Linked DNA regions of Homo sapiens: region 1 is linked to region 2. A link is a loop called in an ENCODE intact Hi-C map of the cell type or tissue named here. Cell type or tissue: right lobe of liver. All regions are shown on one strand. Each heading gives the region's core, and the rest is flanking DNA. Links, peaks and the distances in the headings are about the cores only. Region 1 overlaps FGD5 (FYVE, RhoGEF and PH domain containing 5). Region 2 overlaps FGD5 (FYVE, RhoGEF and PH domain containing 5).

What was found. A loop is a pair of places that touch in the nucleus more often than their neighbours do. Peaks named below come from ENCODE experiments on the same cell type or tissue, not always from the same donor. Only the 100,000 strongest peaks of a DNase experiment are listed, where the experiment ranks them.
Region 1: it touches region 2 in a loop (2.2-fold over the local background); 15 of 110 quality-filtered maps call a loop at or near these places.

The regions. Positions count from the first base shown.
Region 1 is chr3:14,857,141-14,873,039 of GRCh38, reverse strand. FGD5 (FYVE, RhoGEF and PH domain containing 5) reads right to left here. Exons shown (of 20, transcript NM_152536.4): 2 at 8,780-8,912. Among named protein-coding and RNA genes, the nearest start is that of FGD5, 46 kb to the right of the region's middle. RefSeq lists an enhancer at 8,875-9,456. In right lobe of liver, for the core only: a CTCF peak has its summit at 9,144; no DNase peak of the experiment used is centred there; H3K27ac peaks cover 2,089 bases.
Region 2 is chr3:14,907,628-14,923,526 of GRCh38, reverse strand. FGD5 (FYVE, RhoGEF and PH domain containing 5) reads right to left here. Exons shown (of 20, transcript NM_152536.4): 10 at 15,816-15,887; 11 at 12,598-12,666; 12 at 6,195-6,278; 13 at 4,694-4,773; 14 at 1,510-1,609; 15 at 979-1,116; 16 at 352-481. LOC105376963 (a long non-coding RNA gene) reads left to right here. Exons shown (of 4, transcript XR_007095829.1): 2 at 179-1,226; 3 at 2,068-2,218; 4 at 3,044-3,180. Among named protein-coding and RNA genes, the nearest start is that of NR2C2, 32 kb to the left of the region's middle. RefSeq lists enhancers at 187-1,386, 1,902-2,401, 7,937-8,758, 8,759-9,581. In right lobe of liver, for the core only: a CTCF peak has its summit at 7,493; no DNase peak of the experiment used is centred there.

The sequences.
Region 1 (15,899 bases), core at 6,910-11,909, 52 kb after region 2:
AACAAGACCTAAGGCTGTGCCAGGCAAGGGTTAAGCCATGCACCCCACACTTAAAGAATGAATTCTGTTCTCACTGCCATGAGGTTTTTCTTTTTCACCAGCAGCTAAACAAGCACTGGCCTCAAGATAAGCAATGTCGAAACAATTGCAGCTCAGCCACCGTCAGACACTGACTAACTAAGCCCCCTGTTCTACCAGCCAAGCTACAGCTTTGATTGGATTGACTGGACAAGAGACTGATTTCTATGACTTTCTCCTAATAAGAGACCACCCACCATGGACTGGCTCTGGCTGGTTTGAGGAGGCTGTGCACTGAGTGCCTTCATGCCGCCCCAGCTTCATCTTTTGACATATAAGGCCTAACTGTAATACATTTAAGTCTCCACCCCAAGGTGAACATGGGACACATGCAACATGCACGCTTGCTTATCACACGTGCACACTGCCTTCTTTTATGAATATCCACAGCTCCTCCTATAATTTGCTGAATATGTAAACTTGTCCACCCCTGCAAGCATAAATTCCTGTCTTACCCCTCCCTCCCTCAAACAGGTGCTTTGAGTACCTGCTTTGAGCACCTGCTAAAGGCTTTAGCCAGAGGCTATACTTCCCAGCCCATGAGAACAGCCACCTTACAGGCTGTAACCCCTTATAAGAAATAAAGTCTCTTCTCCAAATTTAAAGATCTTGCCATTTTTCAGTTAAATTCCATAACCCTTCCATCTCATGTGAAACCTTGGTTTATTTTTTTAAAGTGTGACATACAACATTCAGAGTACAACATTCAGAGAAGTACATAAAATATGAATATAAAGTTTAAAGATCATCACATGAATTGCTTTTTCATTCTCCAACTCAACTGTTAAGTTCCCCAAAGTTGGGACCCCATTAGCTTCTTCTGTGGCATCTCCCAGAGCCGAGGGCACCACAAGTGCTCCACATAGACTGGGTGATTGCTGCACATGGGCCAGAGTTCAGACTTAAGTGAGCACACGTGAGTCACTGAGGATCTTGTCAACAGGCAGATCTGGGTTCGGCAAGTATGGGGTGGGACCTGGGATACTGTGTTTCTAATGATCCCCCAGATGCTAGGGTGCTGTTCGTCCACATATGGCACTTTGGCCATAGGCCATGAAGAGCGAGAGAGAGTGACCACTGCCAAGTCAGGAAGGAGAAAGCAAGACTGAGTATCATCTGTGGACCACATACCAAACACTAGGGCAAAGGGCATGTCTGAGACTCCCCTTTTGACTGAGGAAACTCAGCCACAGAACAAGCTGTCCCAGGGCCAGGGGATCCTAACCTGCCCAGCCCTTTGGCCCTGGCTGCCTTCAAGCCCCCCAAGGACCTCAGCAAGGCGTGTGAGGCATACACGTACCCAGGACGCCCTCCAGAACCTTGGAGCCCCTCTTCTCTCCCGTCCCCTCTGAGTTGTGTCTGCCTCCCTCCCTCTCCTCTGTCACCCGCCTTGCAATGTCTCTTGTGTTACTGTACTGAAATGCAGCACTCTCTGCATGGCTATGGGGGAGCCAGGGTGAAGCAACAGGAATATCAAAAATGCAGGTTGGACTCCCAGCTCCATCACTCACTGTGCAGAGTAAGTTACACAGAGCCAAACAAGTGTTTTCATTTTATTAAACTGTCAGACATTCGAGTTTGTTTTTCTTATGTAAATGCAGGAACTGGGCCTAATGTATTCTTTTGTTTATTAACTTATTTGAAGATATTCATTGACTATATCTTAATGTACTAGGCAGCAAGGACGCACCCATGAACAGGATAAACACAGTGTCTGCCCTCCTGGAACGACTGCCAGGGAAAGGCAAACGATGGGCAAGAAAACAGAGGAATGAAGAACAAGACTACAGCATAAGGAAATAGCCAGGAATGCTGTGACAGAGTATGGCAGAAGATCTAGGAGCCCTCTCTGAGGAGGTGACATTCAAATTGAGACCTGTAGCCAGCCAGGCAAAGGGCAGGGAGCACACTTCTGGTGGAGGAAACTCCAATGGCAAAGGGTCTGAGGTGGGTTTAAGGAGCAGACAGAACTCGTTTTGTATCTTGCATGATGTCTGGTCGAAGAACTGGGTGTCTACTGAATTTTCTCTGATCTGTGATTAAGACATGGCAATAAGAAGATGACACGTCAGGAATTCAGATCTTCCACATCTGGTGCTAACATCCAGAATAGCAAACACAGGAAGCAGGCAGGCCGGGGATGGGAAGAGGATGAGCTTGGTATGGGATGTGTTGAGTTTGAAGCATCTATGGGGCTTCCAAGAAGGTCCCTAAAGGGCACCAAGAAGCTCAAGTCTGGGGTCAGGCCAGATGGTGTGCTCTGGGATGCCACCTGCGTAGGGCTGGCCATGGCTGGAACGGGCTGCCGGCGAAGAGGGCACAGAATGAAGGATGGGGTCTGGGGGCGGTGGAGCCTTGGGAAATGCCTAAGACAGCAGAGTTGACAGAGTTGCACAGTCAGAAACGAAGGAGAACCAGGAGAGGACTGTCAGGCAAGCCCAGGGAAGAGGATGTTTGTTCCCAAGGAGGTGAGGCCACCAGGGCTGAGGCTCAGGGCTTGTGTAAGAGGGGTCTGAAGTGGACGGCGGAAGGGAGCCTGGCTCCTGGGTATCAAGAGGGTTGTGCAGCACCAGCGACAGCAGTAAGGGAGGTGGAGGAGTGAGGGAGGCTTCAATATGGCCATGGCCTGAGGGAAGACCTGACGAATCTCTCCAGCTCCCGCTCCCCTTCTTTCCCCAACCTCACCTTGCTCCAGCCACAATGACCTCCTAGGCTCTGGCTCACAGACTCTCTCCGCCCTCCTGCCCTTGCACTGCTCTCCTCTGCCTGGAAGGCTCTGCCCTAGGGCTTCACAGTGCGGGCTCCCTCATGCCATTCGGGCTCCCTCATGCCATTCCGTTCCCTCACAGATGTGTCTTCCTCATCCAAGAGCCCCTCCCTGGGAATTGGAACCCTTCTGCGCTATTGGCAGGAATGTTAAGAGGGTGTGGCTGCTGTGGAAAACTATATGGCAGTTCCTCAAAAAACTAAACACAGAATCGCCATATAATACAGCAATCCCACTTCAGGGCATATACTTACAAGAACTGAAAGCAGGGTCTTAGAGAGATCTGTGCACCCACGTTCACAGCAGTACCATTCGCAACAGCCAAGAGGTGAAAGCAACCCATGCATCTGTCAATGAATGAATGGGCAAACAAAATACAGTCCACCCATACAACGGAATCAAACTCAGTATTAAAGGGGAAAGAATTCCAACCCATGCTACAGAGTGGATGAACCTTGAGGACATTATGCTAAGTCTATAAGCCACTCACAAAAGAGCAAATACTGTAGGATTCCACTCATGTGAAGTCCCTAGAGTAACTGAACTCATAGAGACAGGAAGTGGAACGGTGGCTGCCAGGGGATAGGGGAGGAGGAATGGGGAGTCAGTGTCTAAAGGGGGCAGAGTTTCAGTTTGGGAAGAGGAAAAAGCTCTGGAAATGAATGGTGTTGATGGCTGCATGGCAATGTAATGTGCTTCATGCTACTGCACTGCACACTTAAAAATGGTTACGATGGTGGATTTTATGTTATGTGTATTTTCCCACAATTTTTTAAAAATAGAAAAATGAAGGCATTCTGTGTCTAAGATGCCCCCACCCCCAATCCCAGGAGCTCTGTTCCTCACGACCATAGCCAGTTTTGTTTGTTTGTTTGTTTGTTTGTATTGTTGTTGTTGTCTTAAGACAGAGTCTTGCTCTGTCGCCCAGGTTAGAGTGCAGTGGCTCGATCTTGGCTCACTGCAACCTCTGCCTCCCGGATTCAAGCAATTCTCCTGCCTTAGCCTCCAAAGTAGCTGGGACTACAGGCACGTGCCACCACACCCAGATAATTTTTTGTATTTTTAGTAGAGACGGGGTTTGACCATGTGAGCTAGGATGGTCTTGATCTCCTGACCTCGTGATCCGCCCACCTCAGCCTCCCAAAGTGCTGGGATTACAGGTGTGAGCCACCGTGCCTGGCTGCCAGTTTGTTTTTTATAGCACTTGTTACCACCTAATCCCATCTTAGGAGTTTTCTGGTTTACCTTCCATCCCCTTCTCTAGAATGTGAAACTCCAACAGGGCAGGCAGGGACTGGTCTGACTTGTCATTGCTGTGTCTTCAGCCCTTGAAAGGGTGCTTGCATGTTGGTCCTCCCTGACAATGAGCCAGGCACAGAGTAGACGCTCAGTATATATTTAATAAATAAGTTTCTGTGGAAGAAGAGGAGGGACTGGGAGTAACTGAGTGAAGATACAGACAGAAGAGAGGCAGACAGTGGAGAAAGTTCATGTTCACTAGGAGATGAGTATTGTTTTCTGGGAGTGGGAAGCACAGGCTGTGGTTCAGAGCCCCTTCCCCGGGGCCCAGGAGAAGCAAGAGTTTGCAGTGGAGCCAGTGTGCAGCTGTGAATCTAGCTCTAGAAGTCCATAGCACAGAGAAAGTGCATGGTGGTGTTTAACCCCAGCTGGGGACTGGTCCAATGGCAACAACCAGGGCTCAGGTGGACCCTTTAATTGGGGGCGGATGGTCAAGGTGAGGCTACAGGTGCAAGGACCAGGGACACCGGTCAGCCGGCCCGGCAAGAGCAGAGCTCTGGGCATGTGGGCCCTGCTGGGCAGGAGCAGACCTGCCACAGAGGGCGTGAGGACAGGAAGGGTCTGTTCCAGAAACAGGCCAGACTGGGAAACAAATGTGGCCATGAGACTCAGGTGGGGGAGGGGGTCCCTGGGAGGGGCTGCTGGCTACTGGGCTGGTCTCGGGGGAGCTGGTATTTAGCCTGAAAAGGCCCCATTAGACTCATTGTCAGGGAGGGCCGACACGTCAGCGAGTCTTTGAATGTCTCCTTTCATAAGGAGAGCTATTTTTAAGTCTTTCTTGCTTTCCTTCTCTCCCTTCCTCTTTCCTTCCACCTACAGCCTTTGTGTGTCTACGAGTGGGAGCGAGGAGAGGTCAGACATGTGGGTGGACCAGTGGGGCTCAGCCTCCTGTCCTGCTCCCAAAACCTCTCCTATCATGACTTGGCTGCTCCAAAACATCCAGGAAGGGTAGGCCTCACCACTGCACCCCCAAAAACACCTCCCGGGGCCCACAGGGTGACCACTCCTCAATCACACCTTCCCTGGTCTGCTCTTCTGAGGTGGTGGAGACAGAAAATCTTGCTCCCACGTCCCACACGATGTGACTAGGGCATGGAGATGAGAGGTCTTTGCCTTTTGGAGAAACTGAATTCTAAACCACAGTGGAAGACAAATGAGGATGGAGACATGACCCTTCTCCCCACCCCCACCCTACCAAAAATCTTCCTGCAGAAAAGTGGGGAAGGTCACTCACTTGGGAAACCTCCCTTCCCATCTCCACAGTGGTTCCGTGGTTGGGGAGCTCTGGGCACCAAGGGTGGCCAGGGAGTCTGCTGTCACAGCCTCTTGGGGGACTGTCACATGGTAGTGGATATGGAGATTTAAAATATGCCTGCTCTCTGGTCCATTGATTGCCTTCTGGGATCTACCCTTCAGAAAACCTTTTATGTGCATAAGGAGGTATGTGAACAAGTTCACTGCAATGCTGATGAAACTAGAAACACTGTAAGAATACTGCAGTGAGGAGATGGCTAAATAAACCATAGCACATCTGGAAAATGGAATACTATGCAGCCAGAAAAACATTTAACTCAGAACTCTATGTATCAATGTGGGAATACCTCTGGGATATTACTGAAGGAACCCAACTAAGTTACTTCAGGTTTCTTATAGTTTGATATCATATATGTAAAAACAACAAATCCACAAAACAATATACTGTGTGTTTAAGGGAATGGGGAATAGGAATGAGAGTTCGAGGGGACTTTCACCCTCATCTGCAGTGATTTACATATTCCGTGGTAGAGCATGCCTTGTGCAATTAAAGTGTAGGTTTTGACTTCAATTCTGGTATATAATGCAAGCCTTATAAAGAAGAATGAGGGGGAGGAGGGCACGGATGTCCAACCCTATAGCTGATGAGAAGTCTGGACTCTGGTGAGTGAACTGACCTGCTGGAAAGATGAGCCTAGACTCACCCACCCCCTCCCTGCTCTTGGGATGACCGGATGGATGCTCCTGCCTCTGACCCTGGCCTTGCTCTGGCTGGCCACAGGCTCTGCCTGGCTCTGGCCCCCACAGGACACATGAAGGACCCCTGTCCATGGCAGGGCTGCCCCAGCTTCATGACCCCAGTGCGTCACTGCTGAGTCCCGGCTGAACTTGGGCAGATTGCTTCCCTGTTCAGGCTCCTAGTCTCAATCAAAAGCTCTGACCTTGGTATGCTTCTTTCCTGAGTGGCATGCATTGTTCTAGTTCTCCTTAGACTTATTTACCTTCGTAACTATTCTGAAGCAGGTACTATTACTACTATCCCAACCTTACAGATGGGGAATCCTACGAGCAGAGTGGTCAGGAAGTTGCCCAAGTCACTCAGCCAGCAAGGGACAAAGCTGAGTCTGAACTTCTTAGTCCCTAGGCTGCTCTACCTCTTGCTAGCTCCTTAGTCCTGGGAGTGTCCAAGCAGTGGCCGGGAGACCAGATCCTGGGTAATAGCCAATGTCCAGGGCCCCAGAATTGCACATTCATACCTTTAGAATGGTTCTGAGCAGGACAGGCCCTCTCTTTCCATACTCCCCCTCTGTCTCAAGGATTCAGAAACAACAGATAATTACTACACCCCTATTGTATGGCCGGCACTCTCACATTTGTGTTCCCATTCAACCCTCCCACAGCCCCGCAGTTACTATTAGTGCTCTCTTTCAGAGATGGGGAATGACTGGCCTGCAGTGACATAGCCGGAAGAAGAGATGTGGGGGGTCCCAGAGGAGGGTTTAAAAGAGAACTCAGTGACCGTGGTGGGGTACATCACAAGGCGGGTGGGGACTCTGAGGTACAGAGTTGTGCATGGTGGGCTCCACTGCTCCATCAGCCCTCCGACGTTCTCGCGGCCAGTACCCAATTCCTGGTTTCAGGGTGGGGACCAAATCTCTGATGGCAACTATCTCTTTCTGCTCCCAGATTCCATGACCTCAGGGATGCCCAGAAAAGCCAAAATCATCTCTAAATGGGCACGACTAACTCAAGGCTCTCCTCCCTTCTCCACAAGGAGACAATACTCCTTCTTGGGAGAGGAGGAGTGGAGAGGTCAGAGAAGGCCCGCAGTGATAGGCAACACTGGACTTGGAGCCAGCCAGAGCTGTGCTTGAGACCTGACCCCTTCATTCACTAGCTGTGTGGCCTTGGGCAAGTTACTTAACCTCTCAGAACCTCTGTGTCCTCAACTGTAAAACAGGAGTAATGGTGCCAACTTTGAAGTTGTTGTAAGGAGTCAAGGAGATGACAAACATGGACAACCTCAGGACAGTGCCAGATACGTGGCTCAGTACCTAGAGAGGAAGAGGCAGCGGGGAGATGAGTGAGAGGGGAAGGGGGTGGGGAGGGTGTGAAGGAGCCACTGGAGAGAGAAGGGACTGAGGGGGAAGAGGCAGGAGAAGAGGGGAGTAACTCTCTTGAGGGCTCCTGTAGCACTTGGTAGGTAACTTTATGAAAACACAGTCCAGAGAGATCAATGGACTTTTAAAAGAAATCACCTTTGTGGAGAGAAAATGAGATATCCCCATTTGGCCAATGCTTGGTAAGTGTCAGGCACCTGTGCTGAGTGCATTCACTTGCAATGGTCTTTAATCAATGTAGCAAAACTAACCTAGGCTTGGAAGGGGAGGGATGATGGAGAGTGGGAGGCAGGTGCCGAAAAAGGTGCTGAGGTCTGCTGGGAAGCGGGCGAAGGGGGCGCTTCACTCTTTGCCTCTCCAGTCACCTCTCAACATGCAGGCATGGCCTGGCAGATGGGTGGGTTGGGTGGGGGCATTTCACCCTTCCTAGCCCATTTCCCTGCAGTGGTTGTGTCCCCCGCAGAACAAATGCCTAAGCCCCATATCACCCCGTGATGCTTCCTGGGATGCCACCTACCAGTCACATGCCTAGGCCTGCTCTTCACCTCTGCCCATTTCTGCAAATGTACATTGTGGGAAAGGATTCATGACTCTGAGAAGGGGTGTATGGAAAGGCTGGGACTTTGTCAGTGAGTAGGTGAAGGCCGGCTCACCATGAGTGTCCAATAGAGAGTGTATATTATCCCCATCAGCACTGATGCACCCGTGCCCAGCAATGAGGTCTGGGTCTTCACTGTGACGTGGCCCCCAACTCACCATCAGCCTCTAGACAGCAACCTCCCTCCAGCAACTCCATCCCCTCACAGCACTGCTGCAGGGCCAGGGAAACCAGCTTTCATCTAAAACTTTTCAGTTCACAAAATTCCCTGATAGCCTTTAACACATCTCACCCTCATGATTTCCACTTCACAGATGAGGAAACTGAGGCCCAGGGTGTCCAAGGTCATTAGAAGCTAGGCTGGTCTTCATTCAAATCAGGCAGCTCTATTCCACATCATCCACAAAGCCTCCAGAAAGCCCCAAACTTCATCAGACTCCAGAGAATACCGGCATGAGCAGTTGCCCTTGCATCACTGAGGCCAGTCCCCAGAAGGCGATGCTTCCTAGCGCCCTGATGCTGCGTGTCTCAGCCCCTGCATCCAGCTGGGGCCAGCTATCTGCAAACAGCTCCGTCCGCACCAAGGGAAGGAGCAGATCTGTTACAGCCATCTCTCCACCCTCACGTCTCCGATGCCCACGGCCTACCTGTGGGGTGCCCTACCTTGTGGGTGACACTGGGGTCTCTTGAAGCACTGTCCTCCTCCTCCGAGCTTCTCTGCTCTTCATCCGACGTAAGGTCCTCTTTGGGGGCTGCCGACGAGATGGGACAGACTTTGTAGGGCTCTGTGTAGGCGCTGGGTCAAAGCAGGGGAAAGAAGGGTTAAAGCTTTTTGTTTAGCATAGGCAAAGTGAACCTACCAGGGGTCCCATTCATGCCATGGGGACAGAAAACAAGTAGTAAGACTCAGGCACAAAATTCCTACTTCCCCACCCCCAGCCACACTGGCTTCCATTTGGAGCCCTGAACACACCAGGCTCTTGCTGCCCAGTGCCTTGGCACACGTTAAGACAGACTCACTTCCCTGCAGACAGGGGGCAGGCTCCCCTGCCAGAGGAAGGCCCGAATAACTCAGGATGCGGGCAGAAGATGTTGAATCTGGGTGGTCTGGGATCTGGACTGGCCTGGTCAGGCGGCAGGGTTAGTCCTTAAGGTGGCCGTGTGCTCTGGGCCTGAGTAAGGGATGCAATGATGTGGTGGACAGAATCCAGGACGTGTGTTCCAGCCCCTAGTCCCGGCCTTGCCATCGGCTAGATTGCAGACAAGACATAGCTCAGGGCATCAGTTCCCACTCAGCTGCATAGCAACAAGGATTCCTGTCTCACCTTCTTGGCAGGTGCTGTGAGCATCACAGCTCATTTAGGTGTGACAGTCTCATGTCTCTATGCCTGTGACTACTCTCCACAGGCGTTGCCAGTAAATAATGAACATAGCAGTCAGCACATATTTACTGACTGTCTGCTTTAAGCAGGCATGGGCTAGGCATCGAGTAAAACACTGGTGAGTGAAGCAGACATGGTCCCTGTCCTCAAATGTGAACTCATGCACAATCACAAACTGTGATCCCCACAGCAGGGGCTCTCAGCCCTTCTCTCTACACAGCAGACTGATTATTCCACAAAAGACTGTGCCCTTCTCCTGCCCAAAAACCTTCAGTGGCTCCCTCTTGCCATTGGCAACGTGGCCCCAGACAACTCACAAACCTTTCTTCCTACTCAAAATTTGGTCTTATTAAATCCTTACCAAATACTCCTGCCCTCTGGGAATGCCTGGATGAGATACTGGAATGACTGACGGATGGCAGGACGGAAGGGAGCAGCCACTTCCTGAACTGCCTGGGCCAAGCTTTCCCTCAGGCCCTGGCCCAGGCAGGGGGAAGTGAGGCGGGTGGGGGACATCAGGGGAGGAGAAACAGCCTTAGGGAATAGCTGAGCTAGGAGCCTATCCTGGAGCTCCTCAAGTATCTTTCATAGGAGCCAGAACCGCAGGTACCCAACCCCAGAGTACCTGTAGCCTAAGCAGCTTGGGGCTCTGCCAAGGCCAGAGCAGGGTCCCCTGCTCCACAAGGGGCTATAGGGCCAGACAGAGCAAGGACAAGGTGGCCTGTCTCTGCCTGGGCCTCCACTGACATAATGGGTTGGAGGTGGGGACTGTGGCTGCACACTTGTGTACAGAGGCAAACCCAGTCCTCACCAAGGTTGAGCCACGACTCAACCTACTAGCCAACAGGCTACCCTCTGGTCAGACCTCTTTCTTCTTCCTTTTCAAAAACATTGCTTTTTGGCCTTCTCTTTCAAATGATGAGGTGTTTTACAACAAGCCATATACCTACTACCAAGGTATACAAAGAAATAACACCCCGCCAGGCTTGCTGAGGTGTGCCAAAGCCTCCCTCCTGTCTCAGGGTCACCTCCACCTCCGCTGCAAGTCACCGTGCTGCCAAGGGCCACCAGCTCCCTCCACTGAGGAGTGGTCCCCAGCCTAAAGGTCAGGGACAACTCACCTGTTCGGCAGAGCTCAGATCAGGCTCAGTAAAGTGACTGCATGGACTGGTCTCACAAAACCCTCACTCCCCTCCCTCCAGAGCTGCCTGCATCAATTTGCAACCCTTTTTCCAGCAGACTTGGAGTGGAGTCCTGCCCTCCTTCTGAGAGAAACAGCCACCTCAGGCAGCAGGAGCAGGTGGTGCTCTATCCAGGATAAGCAGTAAGGATGAGGGATGCAGCAGTTAGCAGCACTCCTACCACTCCTCCTCCACATCCAAAAGGAAGGTGCATGCCAGGCAGAAAGCCAGAAACCCGAGTGTCTCCTAGCACAGCCACTATGTGAGCGTCAGGCTTACCTTCCTCCCAGGCTTACCTTCAAATACCTCCCAACCATACATCTAGCATCTCTAGCACAGCCTCTGCTGGCCAGGCCACCTCCTGCCTGAACATTTGTAACTGGTGCCTTCCTGAGCTCTCTGACTTCACCCTGGCTGTCACCCAATCTGTTCTCCACCCAGTGGCCATAATGACCATCTCAAAACCCAATCTGATCATGCTGTCCCCTGGCTTAACTTCTTCAGGGGCATTCCAGGGCTGCTGGGATTTGGCCCCAAGAGCTCAGCCTGTCCAGCAAGCCTGCGGGACCTGGGGAGGGCAAGGTGGGCACCCTCAGCTCCTGCTGCTGCTGCTGTGGTCTCCCCAGCATCAGACGCTGCTGGGCATCACAGAACCTGGGGGCTCTGCCTCAAGCCAAGCAGGGGGTGGTTTCCATGAGTCAGAGCCATGGGTGATACAGGGGAGAGGGCTCACGGAAGCCAAACCCCTGGAAAGGGGAAGGAGATAGCTCGAGGTCACGCGGCAAATCTGAGCTGACATACACTGCCTCTGAAGGTGCCTCTCTCCATGCTTGGTCCCTTTTAGAGACCTGAAAGCAGATGCAGTTGGGCCTGTCACTGCAGTGATATGTGGAGTTGGGTCTTGGGTGGGCCTTTGCTTTTGTTGTTATTTTACTTCTGTAAGTCAGTGGAGTGCGGAGATGAGAGCTCATGCTCTTGAGTTAGGCTTCCTGGGTTCAGATTCTGGCTTGGCTGTTTGTTGGCTGTGTTTAACCTCTCCAAGCCTCAGCAGTGCTCAGTTAACAGTGAGTTACATAACATCAGACATTCAGAATAGTTCCCAACACATGACAACTCAATAAACGTCAGCTTTCTTCACGATCAGCTCTGTATTCTCCTGTCCCTTCCTGTCTTTGTGCTTCCCAAACCCGAGCCACTCCCCCGTCTTCAGCGTGGCCGTTGCTGCCTCCAGCTGTTCTATCATTTGCCTCATGTTTTCTTTAAGTTAACTCATTTATAACACTTGCTACCAACTCTGGCCTCATCATCCTAAGTGATAATACCTGTGAGGTCATATGCTGTATTCTTTTAACACTGTATTTTTAAATGTATTATTATTTTTAGACACAGGGTCTTGCTCTGCTGCCTGAGCTGGAGTGCACTGGTATGATCATAGCTCACCGCAGCCTCAACCTCCTGGGTTCAAGCAATCCTCCCGCCACAGCCTCTCCAGTAGTTAAGGACTACAGGCACACACCACCATGTTCAGCTAATTTTTAAATTTTTTTTTTTTAAAAAAGGGGTCTCACTATGTTGGCCACACTGGACTCTAACTCCTGGGTTCAAGCAATCCTCCCACCTCAGCATCCCCAGTAGCTGGAATTATAGGTATATGCCACCACACCCGGACCCTTTTAACACTTTAAAATAAACCGTATAATTATTAAATTATAATAACGTGTTTGACTAAAGTTATCTTGCTCATATTGGAGGTGCACAGACCTCACAGATGAACCTGGTTACTTCTGATCCTCAATTCAGCCTCAGCCATGGCAGTCGTGGAGCCCATGCAGATGGCCCTCCTCTTATTCTACTTCTTTATCTGATTCTGTTTTCCAGAAAGATCACTAAAACAGATGTTAGGGGCAAAGGTTCAGGTGCTCTGATATTTCTGGCTCATTTATTTCACTGTCCTATATAGGAATTATGAGTACAACAAATGGGGATAAGTCACCATTAGAAATGTGCTGGTTCCTGCCTTCAGGAAAGTGAAAGACGTTTAGGCTCTCAACACTTAAAGGAAGCCCCGCTGAAGCCCAGAGAGTGGACAAACCAGACTCATTGATGGGGCCATTGGGCCACGGTCCACGACAAGACATTCCTGTGGGCCACAGCCACGGCATACCTAGGGGTGTCAAAATGTGGACTTGTGGGGCCTCATCCCCTGCCAAAAGCCAAGCCAGTCCCACTCCTGTCATTGGGCGTTTCTTCCCATTCCCTGCTCCCAGATGCACTTCACCTCCTCCCTTGACCCCCTCCTGTGTTTTGAATTTCTGTTCACTCAGAATTGTAAATGTTTAGTTGTGACCATGATGTATTGTTTGGGTCAGTGTCCCTTTCCAATGCATACTAATATATTATGGTTATTATATATGAATATATTTAATGACATGGAAACAGTTGTTGATTTTCTAAGTTTCTTTCCCTTTTTGGGGGGGGAGTGGTTCGAGTTGTAATGGACCCAGATGGAACTTGTAACATGGGCCATACATGATAGAACCAAATTCAGATATCACTAAATAAAATCTTGTACACTGAGCTGTAAAAACAAAACAAAACAAAGGAAATGTGCTTTTACTGTTGATCAAGGGGTACAAAGTTTCAAACAGGCATGAGGAATGGGTTTTGAGACTACTGCACAGCAGGGTGACTGCAGTCAATAATAAGTATTACATATTTCAAAATAAGAGTAACCTTTCTTCTTTCTTTCTTTTCTTTTGGGTAAGGGTAACTTTTCTTTCTTTCTTTTATTATTTTTTTTTGGGGGGAGGTCTCGCTCTGTCACCCAGGCTGGAGTGCAGTGTGATGTGATCTCTGCTAAGTGCAACCTCTGCTTTCTAGGTTCAAGTGATTCTTGAGCCTCCGCCTCCCGAGTAGCTGGGATTACAGGTGCAAGCCATTATGCCCAGCTAATTTTTGTATTTTTTAATAGAGACAGGGATTCACCATCTTGGCCAGGCTGGTCTCGAACTCCTCACCTCAAGCGATCTGCCCGCCTCAGCCTCCCAAAGTGCCGGGATTACAGGCACGAGCCACTGTGCCTGGCCAACTAACAGTAACTTTCAAATGTCTTACCATAAAAATGATAAGGCGATGGATATGTTAATGACCTTGATTTAATTATGCCACATTGTATACATATACTAAAACATCACATTGTACCCCATAAATGTATAGGATTATGATTTGTCAATCAAAAATTATAGTAATACATTTTTAAAGGTCTAGAAATGTCTTTAAAATATGCACTTCCACAACATGAAAGAGCAAGTATGATACAATGCCTTTGCAGAGTCAATGAAAAAATGGCAGCAACAGACCCTATCTTAAACAGAAGTTAGCAGTAAAATAAACAAATCAAAACGTTCTGATACTAAAACCAAGGCTGTCAACATGGCTGCTCCCATCGACCCTGGTATTGCTACGAGGTTGATTATACACAGGGCAAGGAAACACCTCTGACAGATACATGTTAACCTCTTCCCAAATGCTGTGACAGACCTGGCAGAACTGTGTCCTGGGCAAGTAACCACGTCTTCCCTTGGGGAAAAAGATTGGGAACACTTACATATCATATCTATCTCCCCAGTCTGCCAACAGAAACCTCCGAGATGAGTACTCTGCTCAGTATGGTCAAAGGAAGCCTGCAAGGCTCTATATTTTCAGCTATCTGGTGCCTGCCTGGTTTTTCATTCATTCAAAAAAATTCCTATTACGAGCCGTCTGTTCTAGACTCTGTACTACAGGTACTGAGGGTACAGTGTCTATAGTCTCTCTAGTAAAAATGCCCATTATAATCATAACTGGATGAGGTGTTATCTTCAGGTGGATTCCTTGAGCATACCAATATACTACATATGAGAAAGCCCTCTAACCCAACTACCTACCCATCCACTCATTCACCCATCTATCTATTCATCTATCTATCCATCCATCCATCCATCCATCCATCCATCCATCCATCCACCCACCCACCCGCTTCAGGACACTGGACATCTGACCATCCACTCACCCTTCCAGCCATCCTTCCATCTACTCACTCAGCCATCCCTCCTTCTCACCCATCCCCTCACACTCACTCACCAAATATGGCTCAGCTTCTACTTCATGGAGCTAACACAAGGAGGGATCAAAGATGACTCAAGTACTCTCTCTGGCCTCAGACACAGTACAGTGCAAATTACTTCTGAGCCCAGAGAGAGTACAGAGTGAAGTCTTCTGAGCCTATCCTCTTCACCAGCACTTTGCACTGTACTCTGGGTACTTTACTGTACTCTCTGGCCTCAGAGGTGGAGAGGGTGGGCTCAGACAGACTGCCTGGGTGGAATCCCAGCTGTGCCACTTCAAGCAAGTTTCTTAATCTCTCCGTGTCTCAGCTTTTTTTTTTTTCCAGTTTCATCTATAAAACAGGGGTGATAGTAATATAGGTATAGATTATTTAGAGGATTCATTGAAATAATGCAACAAAGGCACTCAGAAGTGGCACAAAGAAGGTCCTCATTAGATATTAGCTACTGGTGGTGTTTCCATAGCCTGACAGCAACAGACGAAATAAGTTTATCAGAATAGCCCATCAGAACAATGAAAATGCAGACTGCCCCATCCTTCCATCAGCTGGTATCTTTCTGCTCTCTAGCGGACACTAAGGGTGGTTCAGAACCAGTAGAAAGGCCCCCATCTCTACAGTACCTTACAACTTATAGGCAACTTCATATCTGTTTCCTTGCTGAAGTCTCCCGGTTGCCCAGGGCTCAGTGCCTTTGTTTTCTCAAGCCCCAAACCAGGACCAAGGATCTGAAACTTTGCTGTATGTTAAGTGAGGAAGGACATTTGAGAGATAGTTTGGAGGCCAAAAGGATGAAATTTCAGTAGGGCTCAGTGGCTCAAGCCTGTAATCCCAACACTTTGGGAAGCTGAAGCAGGAGGATCGCTTGAAGCCAGCAGTTCAAGACCACTCTTGGCAACAAAATGAGATCCCGTCTCTAAAATAAAAAAAATTAGCTGAATGTAGTGGCTCATCCCTATAGCTATTAGCCTCAGCTACTTGGGAGGCTGAGGCAGGAGAATTGCTTGAGCCTGGGGGGGTGGAGGCTGCTGGTCACACCACTGCACTCCAGCAGCCTGGGTGACAGAGCAAGGCCCTGTCTCTAGAACAAAAAAAAAAAAGGATGACATTTCTAA
Region 2 (15,899 bases), core at 5,370-10,369:
ATAGTCCTTAGTCCCAGAAAGGCGCTACAGGCACAGGCCTATAGGATACTTGACAAGAGGGCCTCTATGGTAAAGGACACAGGAGCTCCCTGCCTCTGTCCCCTTACACACACACTGATTCCTAAGCTTAGCTACCCACAGAGCTCTTCTTCTGGGGACACCGATCAATTTTCCACAGAATCCACATATTGGAAAATGGTGCCCGAACCTCTGTTTCCTCCCTCCATGGAGTGAATAACTCCCTCCAGGGAAAGCGGTTTCAGGCATGAACCATGGACCACAGAGAAGCCACTGGAGCCTGGGGAGAAGCCACCAGGCCACTTGGAAGAAGGCAAGTGGTCCCCAGGTTACCTCTCATCAGGCCCGGGACAGCCCTGCCCCGCTTCTTCAGCTCCCCGAAGCAGCCGTCGCAGACCTTGGCCATCCTGTCCTTCAGGTACTTCAGCGGGTACTTGTTCCGCGAACAGTTCCGGCACACGATCTGCAGGCCCAGGTGGGAAGATTCTCACCCCTCTCAGTGCATGCAAAGGAGACCTGCACCCCTCCCCTCCGCTCCCTCTGCTAATCCACCCACAACTGCCCCTAGGGAGCCCCAGGTTCTGATCATGGAGCTGTGCGTGTCCCCTACTTTTCCGGCAAGGCTTCATCTTGTTTCTGAGCCAGCGCCTATCTGCTTTTCTGATGAGCCCGCGCCCTTAACCACTACATGATACTTTTTTCTCCAAGCACAATAGCCACGTATGCTACGGTTTTCTGTTGAAAACGTGGTGGTGTGGAAGAGGCCTGGGACTTGGAGCTCTGGTTTGATGATCTATAAAATGGGAATTAGCAATCTGTTCCTCTCGGGTTGGTGTGAACATGCCTCACTCTGGGGCTTACAGTAGCTGCTGGACATCCCTGAGCCCCCGGCTGGGCAGGGACATGCCCTTCCCCCACCCCACCCCCATGCACACACTCACCCCAGATGCAGCGACTCACCTTGCCACAGGCGTGACAGTGATGACGCCGCAGGGTGAGGGAGAAGTCGCAGCCGCAGTTCATGCACATCATGACGTGTGTGACAGGCACCAGGGTGGGGGGCCTCTCCCCAAGGCTAACCCCCAGCCTCTCTCGTATCTGCAGCAACAGAATTGGCTGAGTAATGTGGAATGTGGCCAGGAGACCAGCCAGATGCAGAGCCCAGTGAGCCCTGCCCTGCGTCTCTGTGCAGGGTGTGTGATGTGTGGGTGAGTGGGTCTGATGTGAAAGGCCTCTCCTGCACCCTCCAGGATGCTCACCCTTGGTTGGGAAACAGCCAGACTGTGAGAACAAGACTGTGGGTGCTGGGCTCCTAGGTTACACGGAGGCCGCCCCTGACTAGGGTGGGAGCATGGCAGGGGTGTGGGGGGAGCCAGTGCCCCAAGACAGGAGCTACACGTCCATCTGGGTGTGAGTGGCAACAGCAATGCCCGCCCAGGGAACCCCAGGTCTCTGAAGCTGGTGGCCCGTGGGCCCTGCCCACCCACTCACCTCCACGCTATGGTGGAATGCAGCCAGCGCCTGGGCCTTGTAGTCCTCAGGGAGGGCTCTGCTCAGACAGCCATACCACTCGTCCCTCTCTGCACAGGAGCTGCGGGCATGGGCTGGAGTGAGCAAAGGCAGGAGCAGCTCTGCCTCCCACCCTCCATCTCGGCATGGATGAGGTTCTCACTCAGATGCCCCTTGAGCCTGCACCTCTCACACTGCCCAGAACCACCAGCAAAGAAGAGATCACCTGCCAGACTAGGTTTACGAGCAGACCACTGGTCCATTAGCTGTCCTTGGGTCTGTTTCTTCTTACACTGGAATAATGATATTCCCCTAACTCCCAGGGCTGCTGTGGGGATGAAGGGAGATGTGGGACGTGGAACCACATTGTCAACATTGTGCAAAAGCAAGAGACATTAGGAAGGCCCAGAGGGTCCCACACTTCAGGAGAAACGGGCTGGCAGGGGACAGAGGGCTGGGTACCTGTGGAGGATGAGGGGTAGGTGGGAGCTGGCAAAGGTAAACATCTGTGTCTCCCACCTTCCTCATCTCCCCACATAGCTTCCCAGACAGTCATCCAACAGGCACTTTCCAAGTCCCTGCTCTGCACCAGGGAGGGCTTCCTGAGTGGCAAGAGCTACGCCTGGGCTGGGTGCCAGCTAGCTGGGTGAAGTTCTCACAGTGTCCACTAGATGCCGCGCCTACACCACAGGTAAGTGTGCAGCCTGCCCCGGAAAGCAAGCATAAGGGCCCGCTGGCCTGGGCGGGAGCAGTGCTGCAGGGCAGAGGCTGAATCAGCATTGTGGGCAGCAAGACACCATGTCCCTAAAATGTGATGAATGGGTCCTGCGGTCCCCTGGGAGCTTCAAGTGTGAAGGGTCTGGACTAGCAGGAAGGTGACTGGCATGCTAAAGGCCACTGTCCTTGCCCTGGGAGATGGGCAGCCCCACCTGAAGGCCCACGTGTGGATCGTCACCACCCTCAAGTCATGGCCGGACTAACAGAAACTATTTGCTGGCAGCCTCCTGCCCTTGATTTTATCACAAGGAGAGGTGAGGCCACGACCCCCACCCAGGCATCACCTCCTCCAGGAAGCATTCCCTCACTCCTCCAGATGGGGCAGTCCCTCCTTTGGGTTTCCAAGCCCTTTTCTACTCCCTCATGCAGTAGACTGTAACAGATAAGAGCTCTGGTCCACACAGTCCTGGGTTCAAACTCCAGTTCCACCTCACCTGGCTGTGTGACCCTTTTGCAAGCCTCAACTCCCTATGCATGGAAGGAGCCGCAAACCCCAGCTCTAAGGGTGGTGATGAGGATCACGGCGGCGTCTGGGGCCTGACAGGTGTCCAATGCCTGTTACTGCTGTCATTACCACTATTAATTGTTACAGCAGTTACTGCCCTGCATCTGAAGCAGTTTACAACTCTCCTACCTGTAATGTGGGCTCCTGGAGAGCACAACAACGGCTAAATTGTTGCCAGACCTGGCACTGAGGTGTGGCTAATAAATGCTTAAATTTTTTTTTTTTTTGAGACAGGGTCTCACTATGTTGCCCAGGCTGGTCCCAAACTCCTGGCCTCAAGTAATCCTTCAGCCTCAGCCTCCCAGATTGATGGAATTACAGGTATAAGCCACCATGCCCCACCTAATAAATGATTTTAATGAGAAAATGCATCTATGAGAGTGCATGTGCATGAGTGCATTTAGATCCCATTTCACACTCAGAACCGCCCAATGCAGGATAAACCCCCATGTGATAGGCACTGCTGCCATCCCATCTCATGTGCTTGCTGAGAGTAGACACCCAAGCCCCAGAAGCCTTGCTGACCCCTGCCATGCACGTCCCTGGCTGAAGAGCTACTCTTGGCTGGAGGCATACCTCCCTGGTTTCCAAGCCCCCGAGAGCTTGAGCTTACCTTGCCCTGAAAGAAGGAAAAGGGGATGCTCTTTAAGGTCATGGTCTGAAGCCAGAGATGAGGATCCCAGGCAACCCGAGGGCCTGGAGAAAATGCAGACCTTTCTGATAGAAATGCCATGCCCCACTGTGGTCTAAATGTTTGTGTCCCCCCAAATTCAAATGCAGAAATCCTCTTCCCAAAGGTGCTGGTGTTGGGAGGCAGGGCCTTTGGGAGGTGATGAGGCCATGGGTGTGGAGCCCTCACGAATGAGATTAGTGCCCTTATACAAGAGGCCCCAGAGAGACCCTTGCTCCTCCCACCACATGAGGTGGCATTGTCTATGTGAGAAGGCACCGTCTTTGAACCAGGAAGCAGAACCTCACCAGACACCGAATCAGTCAGTGCCTTGACCTTGGACTTCCTGACCTGCAGCCTGTGGGAAATTTCTGTTGTTTATAAGTCACTCAGTTTATGGTATTTTTGTTTTTGTTTTTGTTTTTGTTTTGAGACGGAGTCTTGCTCTGTAGCCCAGGCTGGAGTGCAGTGGTGCAATCTCGGCTCACTGCAAGCTCCACCTCCCCGGTTCACGCCATTCTCCTGCCTCAGCCTCCCGAGTAGCTGCGACTACAGGTGCCTGCCACCACGCCCGGCTAATTTTTTGTATTTTTAGTAGAGACGGGGTTTCACTGTGTTAGCCAGGATGGCCTCGATCTTGTGACCTTGTGATCCATCCGCCTCGGCCTCCCAAAGGGCTGGGATTACAGGCGTGAGCCACCGCGCCCGGCCTGGTATTTTTGTTATAGTGGCCTGAATGGACTAAGACACCACACAGACAGGGCAACATAAGTGATGAACGCTCACTTATTATTTTTTTTCTCTCATCTTCTAGACAGGAACGCAAAAAGGCAGGCCACTTTATGAACAGCAGCACACAATACATTTTTTACTGGCCTTAACTTTTCGTGTTGCTGTAGAGACCCAATCATCCATAAAGAGCTCCACAAACATGAGACATTGCTATTGCCATATTTAAGCCATGGGCTCTAGAAACCCCTGAAGTTATATATAAAATTTTATGAGTGTGTACATTTTTTGGGGGGAGAAAAGTTTTTATCAAATTCCCCAAAAGGTTAAGAAACACTGAAAAGAAAAAAAGTCCTTTGACCCAGAAGGATACTTTGACCCAGAAGGATACCAAAATAAAAACAGCACATCCTTATCTGTTGTTCTGAACCTTCCCATGCTCACACCTCTGCCTTGTGCGCCATCCTCCCTCCACCTGCCCGTACCTCGCAGACAGCATCAGGCAGGACTCGGAAGTCTCAATCTTTAGAGCGTAGGGCACTTTCTCCATCACAGGGCGGCTGACCTGGAAAACCAACAGCAGCCTCCTTCAGGGTGGGGCAGGGAGGGGCAAGTGTAGACCGGCTTCTCCTGGCAGCAGATGAACAGAGGGACCATGTCCACCTACTGCCGTTCTCTAGCCTCAGGGCATACCTTTCTGTGATGGTAGGTGCTGTGGAAGGTGCCTGGCTGCCAGCTCCATCATTCTTGGCCACTCACCCACCGCTGGGAAGGCTGCAGAGCGTCATGCTCAGGGCCCAGCCCGGGCAACCCCAGGTGCACTGTCATGTTGGACAAGTACCTGCCAGTGACCACGTCTCCCATGCCTTTTTCTAACAGGCTCCTCGGTGGAGCCTTTGGTTCCAAAAGGGAACAAACCTCCATGCTGAGAAAGGTGCTTCCTCCTTCCCCTTCCCCATGGTAAAGAGCCTACAGGATCAAGAGAGATTGCACAGTGCCTCTCTCAGCTCTCCTGGCCATCCCTGCCTCTGCCCTTGACAATGACAACCGCCTGCGGCTCCACTGTCCCACCTCAGTGTTGCCCTCTCTAACTTCAGCCTCCTGTTGCACCAGAATTAACTTCCTAAAACCTCCTGCTCCTCAAAGTCCCCAACAGCTCCCAAGTGTTCCCATCTTCAGGACCAAGTTACACGGAGCTAAGCCCCACACATATGCCCATATTCACAGCAGTATTACTCACAACAGCCTAAAGGTGGAAGCCACCAGTGTCCATCGGCAGAGGATTGAATAAACACCATGTGGTCTATCCACACAATGGAAGGAAAATTCTGACCCATACTACAGATGACAGGGATCAACCTTGAGGACACTGTGCTAAGTGAAACAAGGATCAATACTGTGTGACTCCTCATTCGAGGTACCCATAGTAGTCAAATTCATGGACATAGAAAGTAGAATGGTAGGTGCCAGGGGCTGAGAAGGAGGGGAATGGAGAGTTGGTTTTTAATGTGGGCAGAGTTTCAGTCTGGGGAGAGGAAAGAGTTCTGAGATGGATGGTGGTGCTGGATACACAGCAATGTAAATGTGCTTAGTGCCACAGAACTGTACATTTAAAAATGGTTACTTTTAAAATGATATGTGTATTTTATCACAATTAAAAAAATTACCAACCACCTGCTTGTTCCCCCAACCCAGGCCCTTCCTTATGCATTTTCCTCCTCATAGGATGCCCCTCCTTCCCTTCCTTCCTGATCCGACCAAATATTATCCACTCTAAGGGTTCAGTCTCCTCTTCCAAGAAGCCCTCCATCCCCCTCCCCTTTCCCTGGGCAACTTACAGCACAAACTTGCTGTAGCCCAACACTGTTTCCGCAGGGCCTCCCTCTTCCAGCTGGTCTGGGTGCTCCTGGGAGCAGGATGCTGTCCCCTTCTCCCCTGGGGTCTCCCTGTCCCCCAACCCGGGGGTACCTGGCACCAGATATTTACCTTCATGTTGGCCACAGCCAATGTGTTCTTCAGCCGGTACTTCCCATCCTTCTGGGGATAGGTGTACAGGAGCACATCGTTCATCTGGAGAGAGGGAAACCCTATGAGAGGACCCTGGCCCCAGAAGGCTGCGCCAGGCTTCTGTCCTCAAAGGATCCCTGAGCTCCGCTGTGCACAGGCATCTTGTATTCCTCAGTAACCCCCACAGGTGAGCAAAAACGTTGCGGCCAAAATGTGAGCCCCTTCCTTGCCACTCTACTCCTGGTTCGATGCTTGAGAGGAATAAATGCATATGCCCTCAAGAAGTCGTGTGAGTATGTTCATAGTGGCTTTATTTGTAACAGCCAGAAAGTAGGGACAATTCCAATGTCTATCTGCAGGTGAATGGATAAACAAACTGGTCTATCCATATACCACAGAATACCTTATAGCAGCCAGAAGGAACATGCCACCAATACACACCACCACGTGGATGCATCTCAAAATCATGCTGAGTGAAGAAGCGAGGCACAAAAGAGTATATGCTGTTTGATGACATTTCTGTGACACTCCAGAATAGGCAGAACTAATCTAAATAGGGACAAAAGTCAGGCCAGTGGTTGATGGGGGCCCCCAGGGTTGGGAGAAATGAACTCCAAACGGGCACAGAGGAACTTTCTGGAGGTTGGAAATGTTCCACATCTCGACCCAGGTGGTGGTTACACTGTGATATACACTTGTCAGTACCAACTAACACATATGCTTAAGGTTGATGCATTTCACTATAAAAATAAAGCTCGATAAAGTATAGCTAAGGAAGGGTTGGGAGACACCCTGAGGACAGGGAAGTGGTGGGCCCTGCTTGCTGCTGTACTTCCAGGTCCCTTCACAGAGTAGGTGCTCAATTAATATTTGTTGAATGAACAACTAAAGCTCTCCCCACAGCAGGGCAGACAGAAAGACATGTAATGAAAGTCACTTTATCTCCTTAGGAGAGAGTATTTCTGGTTAGCTAAACGGTTTCAGGTGTGAGAAGATGACATCACGCTCAGGGTTGTAAATCCTGACCATATTATGGACCAGCGTTGAGACTATGACCAAGCCCTTTCCTCAGCTGAGTCTCAGCTTCCTCTGGGAAATGGGAGACACCACCACCATTACTTTATCGTGGACACAGAGAGAATGCCCTCTCTATATGTGACCAACATTAACCTGGGGTGAGCCCTTTTCACATGGGGCCAAATGAACCAGAATAAGCCCACTAAACATGGAGCCAACATGAACCAGGGGAGTCCTCTACACATGACACCAACATCAACCAGGGGGAGCCCTATGCACATGGCAACATCAACCAGGGCAAGCCCTCTCCACATGGCAATAACATGAACCAGGGTGAGCCCTGTACAAATGATGCCAACATCAGCCAGGGTGAACCCTGTACACATGGTGCCAACATGAACCAGGGTGAGCCCTGTACAAATGACGCCAACATCAGCCAGGGTGAACCCTGTACACATGGTGCCAACATGAACCAGGGTGAGCCCTGTCCACCTGGGAACATGAACCAGGGTGAGCCCTGTCCACCTGGGAACATGAACCAGGGAGAGCCCTGTGCACATGGCACCAATGTGAACCAAAGTGAGCCCTGTACACACGATGCCAACATGAACTAGGGTGAGCTCTGTACACAAAATGCCAACATGAACTAGGGTGAGCCCCGGACATATGGCGCCAACATCAACCAGGATGAGCCCTAAACACATGGTGCCAACATGAACCAGAGAGAGCCCTCTACACATGGTGCCAACATGAACCAAAGTGAACGCTCTACACATAGTGTCAACATAAACCAGAGTGAGCCCTGGACACATGGCACCAGTGTGAACCAAGGCAAGTCCTCTACACATGATGCTGACATGAACCAAGGAGAGCCACGCAGGCATGGAGGAAAACATAAAGTAGGGATGTGTAAGGATGGAACAAGACACTGCATGTGAAAAGTCAGAATGAATACTTCTTTTCCCTGGATAGACAGAGCCTGCTGAGGGAACAGAATGAGTTTTCCCACAGCTAGCTCTTCTCAGGACTCCAAGGTTCCAGCCATGGCAATGCAGGAGACTTGGCCCACCAATGACCCCCTCCATGGGACCTCAGGAACCCCTCCCTCTCTCCGGGCCTTGCTGTGTCCCAGTAGAGTTGGAGTAGGTGGGGGTTGGGGCACTGTCCTGTAGGGGCCAGGTATGGAATGCTTCAGGCCTCCGCCTCCAGCCCTCAACTCTGCTGCTGTGCAAAGCAGCCACAGACAACCCATGATGGAATGCATGTGGCTGTGTTCCCACAGAACTTTATCAACAAAAATCGGTGTCTGGCTGGCTTTGGCCTGCAGCTCTAGTTTGTGAAGCCCTGTTCTTGCCCTGCCTTCTAAGAGTGACAGGCACTACAGTGCATTGACACCGATTCTGCACCAGGCGCTGGACCAAAACCCTGACTTCACTCCCACAGTCCTAACGTGCACTCCCACAGTCCTAACGCACAGGCACCATGATCATCATCCTCATTGCCAAGAGGGAGAAACTGAGGCCCAGAGAGGCCAGAGGCCATGCCTGAGGTCACAGCTAGCAGGTAGTGGAGCCAGGGGTATGGCTTGATGAGTGTCCCTCCAGTGTGCTCGGGAGGGAATGTCAGGGCTGCTCTCACAGTGAACCTGTGCACAGGTTCATGAACCTTGCCCATGAACCCTCCCAGACCCAGGGAACTGACCTATGTCACTAGGGAGAGCAGCCCCAGCCTCTCTGTGATGGCCCCTCAAGTTCCTGCTGCCATGGCAACTGCCATGAGCACCCCGAGGTCTCCTTCGCCTTTCGGGACCAGGCTACGTCCTAATTTGCCCATGGCTCTCCTGCCTGCTTCAAAGTATATGCTTTACAGCCCCAGCTTGGAGGAAGGAGGAAGAGCCCATCATGAATGGGTAGGGGGGCTTCCCACTGTAAGAAGCCACCAGGGGGCAGCCCCACCTGCAGCTCAAGGACGTCGCTGCCTGGTAGACACTTTCCGCAGTCTAACAACACTGCTGGGCGTGGGCGCCCAGATGCCCCAACTCTGTTCTGCAGTTCAGATTATTTTCTGAAACTGGCACCTTTGAGGAAGAAAAATTCTTCCTAAGTGTGTTTGTTCACCATGGCACTCCCTGGCTTGAGCACCTGTCGGGCCGCCCTCCTCCCATGTATCCCTCCATTAGAGAGTTATCAACACTGCTCAGTGGAAGGGCTGCGCTGAGCCAGAGGAAGAAGAGGACCCAGCTTCAGACTGTGGGGCTGATGGCCTAATCACAGCAGGGTAATCAGAGGGATGCAGGCCTATCCCTGAGGGAAGGAGATGTTCTGATAAAGGGCCATGCCAGACGGGGGGAGTGTGGGGAAGAAGAGAAGCAGGGCTAGAGGAGGAGGAGGGAGAGGGGAAACGGGGGTGGTGGCTAGGCTTCCATAGAAGGTGCTATCTGAGCTTGGCTTGAAGGGGAGGAGCTGGCACCCTTCTCAAAGAGCTTCAGGTGTGTGAGGGCCAGTGAGCCAAGACCAGGGACAGATGAAGTGGAGGACGAGGTGAGGACAGATTGGGGAAAGCCAGGCTGTTGTGTCTGTTCCTGGCATTCAAGGTCCCTGGGAGAGGTGCAGAGATCAGAGGGGCATGGCCAGAGGAGGTGGCCAGATGCAAATGGCTGAGGGGCCAAGACAGAGCTCTGCCCTGTGCCATCTGCCGCCTCACTGCTTCCCTTGTTTTAAAGATCAGGGAGCTGAGGCTCGGGGAGGTAATGGGATGTGCTCATGGGTCTCACACCAGTAGCTGTCAGAGCTGGGGTCTGCATCTGGGGTCTGCATCTGGTCTGTCTGCCTCCCCATTGCCATCCGGTATGGCCTCCCTTTTGCGTCCTGAAGAGGGGGAATTCACGGGGACCCAACTCCCTGCAGGGCTGTGCTGGGGCAGGGAGCTGATGAGATCTATAGCTCTAGATAGAGAGGGAGGACCTGTGTCCCATGGAACAACTGTCAGCGGGAAGGGAGAAACTGTTACAACTACTATCAGATAAGCGGCTTCTACCTGCCAGGCATGTAATTAAATGCCAGGAATTTAATTCTCAAAACCACCCAGTCTTTCCACTTTCCTGGGGGGAGACTTGAGGCTCGCACATGTCTGTGAGTTGTCTAAGGGTCACAGAAGTAGTAAGTGTACCATGGAGCAGGATCTAACCAGCTCTGTCTGGCTCATTACCTGCCCCTACATTTGGGGATTTCTCTCAATGGAGAGAATTTTTTTTTTTTTTGAGATGGAATCTCACTCTGTCGCCCAGGCTGGAGTGTAATGGCGCAATCTGAGCTCACTGCAACCCCCACCTCCTGGGTTCAAGCAATTCTCCTGCCTCTGCCTCCTGAGTAGCTAGGACTACAGGGACACGCCACCATGCCTGGCTCATTTTTTGTATTTTTAGTAGAGATGGGGTTTCACCATGTTCACCAGGCTGGTCTTGAACTCCAGACCTTGTGACCCGCCTGCCTCGGCCTCCCAAAGTGCTGCAATTACAGGCAAGAGCCACCGTGCCTGGCCAAGAATTTCTAAAATTTAGACTTGTCTAACATGGAATAAAAAATGTCTTCCACTATTGGACTCCAAGACCCACAGCAGGGCAAAGGCCATGTCTACACACCAGCACAGTTCCTGGCATGCAGAGGAGATGGATAATAAGCTGCAGAATGAATGAATGTTACAGCAGGCAGTGAGCTCCCCAACACTGGAGGTGTGTAAGCAGAGGTTAAAAAAAACGACCTAGAGAAAAGGACTCAGGCATCTGTGGGGGCTTTGAAACCCTTCTGAGAACCCAAATCTAAACCACGCACTGCTTGGCTCTCAGATCTCTCTCAAAATCCCCCCTGGGGTCCACTCTCCTCTTGCCTGCAGCTAAATCTCGCCCACTGCAGAACCGACCAGCCAGAGTGAGGGGTTCTCATGGGAGGAAAGAAATAGCTCTTAGGAGGGAGGGAAGGGAGGGAGACTCTGGACTTGGGTCACCTAGTGCCTCATGCAGAGCCTGAGGCCACCAGCCATCGGGGCCCAGCACACCCTGCCAGCACTGCAGGCTCCACACTTCTGCCCAGGCTCAGGATTTCTCCACCAGCACCACCAGCTCTCTCTGGAATTCAGTCCTCAAGTGGCCCCTCTACGGGTAGGGCCTATTTGGGGCATGGGGAAGACCCCACTCACGAGCAGAAGGGTCTGGCTGCAGACAAAGACTTCTTGAGGCTCACAGAACTCCTCCAACACACCACACTCCTCATGCCTCTATCCTCTGCTTAGGCCCTTACCTCTCCTGAAATGCCCTTCCTTGGTGCACCTGCCAAACTCCCATCCTTCCTCCAGGGCTGAACTCGGGTAGAATTTTCTTCAGAAAACATATGAAACACTGAGCACAGTGTGCGCACCCAGCAGACACTCCAGACACGGCGGCGCTGCCGTGGCTGTGGCTCCTCTTCTCTTCACCCCTGGCCCTCCTTAGTCCTCTTTGCTTCCACGGCACCCGAGATCCCTCCATATCGCGCTCATAACTCTGCATTTACAATGGGCTGTCTGCTTGCTTCTCCCTCCCATTGGACTCTGAAGGCTGAGGGCAAGACCTGGGATTTTTCTTTGTTTCCAGCACCAGCACACACGAGGTGCTCAGTCAACGCCTGGAACAGAGAGAGCTCGTAGACTCTTACCACAGCCTGTCTCTCCCACTGCACACGGTGCTTTGACGAAGTATGAGGAAGCTGGGAGAGGCAGCCATGGCGGACAGGAACAAGGAATGAAAGCAGAAATGCAGGAGCAAGAGAAAAACTGTGCCCAGCAGAGGGCTTAAAAGGCATGGCCACTTGGAGGTCTCAGGATTGGGGCACTCAACAGCCACTAAGGCCGATAAAGATATACCCTAGGCCTGGACACTCCCTGGTATGGAAGACTCCAGTTGTCCATAAGCAAAAATGTTATCTTACATCCTGTCTCCTGCACAGTAGAGAAAGTGCTGGACTTGGGTCACAACGCTTGGCTCCTCCTGGACTTCTGCCACCATCCCCCTGGGAGGCCTAGCTACAGCGACTTTCCTTTCTGGACCTCAGTTCTCTGAGCATTAGATAAGGTGGTTGACAGATATTTAAGGTGGGGATGTGGGTAACTACATCTTGCCAACATTCCACTCAAAATCATTCAAATAACAAATGAGTGGTGGGCGTGGTGTCCAAGGGTGAAGCTCTCAGCTGTCCAGAATGATCCTCACCCCCAAATGTCTGCTCTGTTCTACTCTCCTCTCACCCTATTCCACTTGTCCTTGAATAATGGCCCTAGAAAACCTCATAGAACTTGGCAGTTCCTGAGCTGGGCTTGGGGACCGGGCACTTACCAGAAATAGGTGCCGGGGCCGTCTGTTTTTCCCTGTTACTTTCATCAGCGTCCCTTCCTTCAGAAACTCCTGTGGGGAGAGAAGCAGAACTTGGCGGTCAGGCTGATGCCCCCTGAATCCCAGACAAGGGTGCAGGGGAGGCCCCTGAGTGGAAACTTAAATCAATCCCAGACAAGGGTGCAGGGGAGGCCCCTGAGTGGAAACTTAAATCATAAAGCCTCCCAGAGAACCCGAGAGCAGCTAGCAGATAAATCCCTGCTCATGAGAGAGGTGCTGTATATGCTAGAGCAGGGCTTGGATCATAGTCCTGAAAGACACCACCCTGAATATCATAATCCCTAAAGTCTAAATCTCAGAAGTCTAAAATCCTTAACATTAAAAATTCCAAAAATCAGGCTGGGTGCCATGGTGTGTGTCTGCAGCCTAAGACACAGTTGAAAGGATCACTTGAGCTCAGGAGTCCAAGACCAGCCTGGGCAACTTACTAAGACCCTGTCTCAAAAAACAAAACACTCACAAAATTCTGAAAATCACAATCACAGGAAAGCTGCATTATGTTAGGTGGAATTATTACCCTGTTATTGTCTTTGTTTGGAAATTAAGTATGATTTAAGGAGATGCGTGCGGGTGCCAAGTTGACAAGCGTTGGACTTGTGATGGTTAATTTTTAGGCATCAACTTGACTGGATTGAGGAACACCTGGAAACCTGGCAAAGCAATTCACCATGCTCTGTATTACATTCTGCATCATTTCCAATACTGGAGGTATAAATTGTATACAGACTTTTACAGGTTTCTAATTCATTTTATGTATTTTTTATTTTTATTTTTTTGCAAATTTGGCTTCATGAAAAGTGCATTATCACAACCAGGCGTGGTGGCTCACGCCTGTAATCCCAGCACTTTGGGAGGCTGAGGCAGGCAGATCACAGGGTCAGGAGTTCAAAACCAGCCTGGCCAATATGGTGAAACTCTGTCTCTACTAAAAATACAAAAATTAGATGGGTGTGGTGGTGCGTGCCTGTAGTCCCAGCTACTCGGGAGGCTGAGGCAGAAGAATCATTTGAACCCAGGAGGCGGAGGTTGCAGTGAGTCTAGATAGCCACTGAACTCTGCACTCCAGTCTGGGCAACAGAGCAAGACTCTGTCTCCAAAAAAAAAAAAAAAAGAAAAGAAAAGAAAAGAAAAGTGCATTATCACAATGTTGAATTTGTGTGTAAGCACTGTGTATGTACTTAAAAACACAAACTTCCTCAATGAATGGAGATATCCTCTTTGTACATTTGCATTTGTGAAAGATAAAATTTCCTGAGATCTTTGCTCTGTGGGTGGCTGCATGTACTGTGGTGACCCATCACAGTTTTTAACTGAGCTCATCAAAAGACTTCGGTTATCTGTCATGGTATTTCAGATGACCACAGTTATAAGGCTGGGCGCATACAATTACTAACCATAGTGACATACACTGATACATTTCCCTGTTTGACCTTCTTTTTTATGAATATGGTTTGTGTGCTCATGACTGTTTGACCCGTGGAACTATTGTTAGCACACAGCAGCATTTATGCTTGCAAAATTATATATGTTCGTAGTGCCTATTTTATTGTATAAAGTGGCCTATGAAGTATTCTGTTGTGTTTTTGTGTTTCTTAAATAAATTCCCGCTGGGCACAGTGGCTCACGCCTGTAATCCCAGCACTTTGCGAGGCTGAGGCAGGCTGATCACCTGAGGTCGGGAGTTTGAGACCAGCCTGACCAACATGGAGAAACCCCGTCTCTACTAAAAATACAAAATTAGCCAGGCATGGTGGCACATGCCTGTAATCCCAGCTATTCGGGAGGCTGAGGCAGGAGAATTGCTTGAACCGGGGAGGCGGAGGTTGCAGTGAGCCAAGATCGCACTCCAGCCTGGGCAACAAGAGCTAAACTCCAGCTCAAAAGAATGAATGAATGAATGGATGAATGAATGAATGAATGAATAAATAAATAAATAAATAAATAAATAAATTCCCTTTTTATTTATTATTTTTATTTATTTATTTATTCTTTTGGGAGGGAGTCTCGCACTGTCGCCCGGGCTGGAGTGCAATGGCGCGATCTCGGCTCACTGCAACCTCTGCCTCCTGGGTTTAAGCGATTATCCTGCCTCAGCCTCCCGAGTAGCTGGGACTACAGGCCACCACATCTGGCTAATTTTTTGTATTTTTAGTAGAGAAGGGGTTTCACTATGCTAGCCAGACTGATCTCGAACTCCTGACCTTGTGATCTGCCTGCCTCAGCCTCCCAAAGTGCTGGGATTACAGGCATGAGCCACCACACCCGGCCCCATAAATTCCCCTTTTAAAAATATAAATATCTTTAAAATATTTTTCTAAATTATTTTTTCCAGAATTATATTTTTGGGATTTTGATCTTTTGGGATTTCAACGTTTGGGATCATGGTGCTCAAGACTGTGTCTTTCAGGATTCTGGGTGGTCCAAGCCATGACTCCCTCCTTGGTTTGTACCCACGAGGAGTCCATTCAGAACAGAGCCTCGGAAGGTCTACTAAAACAGCTGAAGACCTGGGAACAGCTGCTATAGCCCCCGTAATTCTGGAGATACAAATAGATGTTTAAGAAACAATTTACCAAACTCATGATCACTAAATGTAACTTTACAGAATCTCAGTCCCATGAGACACCTGCTAATCTTGAGTAAAATTCCCCTGAGCATGTACTTTCATTCCTTTGTCTCTTGTCCTTTATGGAGCACAACTGGTAATGAACATTTTTTACTGTTTTTAAGCTGAGTTTTACATTTTCCATTTGGAAGCTTTAAAGAGAGTGGATTTATCTCCTCAAGAATGTTATTTTTAAGAAAATTTCTAAGGGTTTGCTCTTGGGAGATCATTTTCTGTTTTCCCAGCAACTCTGCACTGAAAATATTTGGTGCTTCCTCTCCTTGGAGGTGAGGAGAGCCACAGGGAACACAGAAAAAACCTGGCGCTGAGTCTTTAACTGCTCTGCAGGCAACACATGGGGTGGAGAACCCCAGGGAAGGCAGCCTAGGACTGCGGCCAGGAGAATCCAGTGAGCCCACGCCCACCCGCCTGCCTGCCCTCCATGGGTAGACAGCACCTGCAGCCAGGCCTGTCTGGGGCCAGCCCAGTGAACAATGGGGCTTATCGGAGCCTCGCCCAGCCACCCTCTGCCCCTACCCATGGTGGCGGCACTCACCCTTCCTGGCTGGAGGAGATCCCCTTGGCCCCGGACGCTGTGCTCAATGTGGACCAGCTTCTGCAGGTTTTCCTGTGGGTGGGA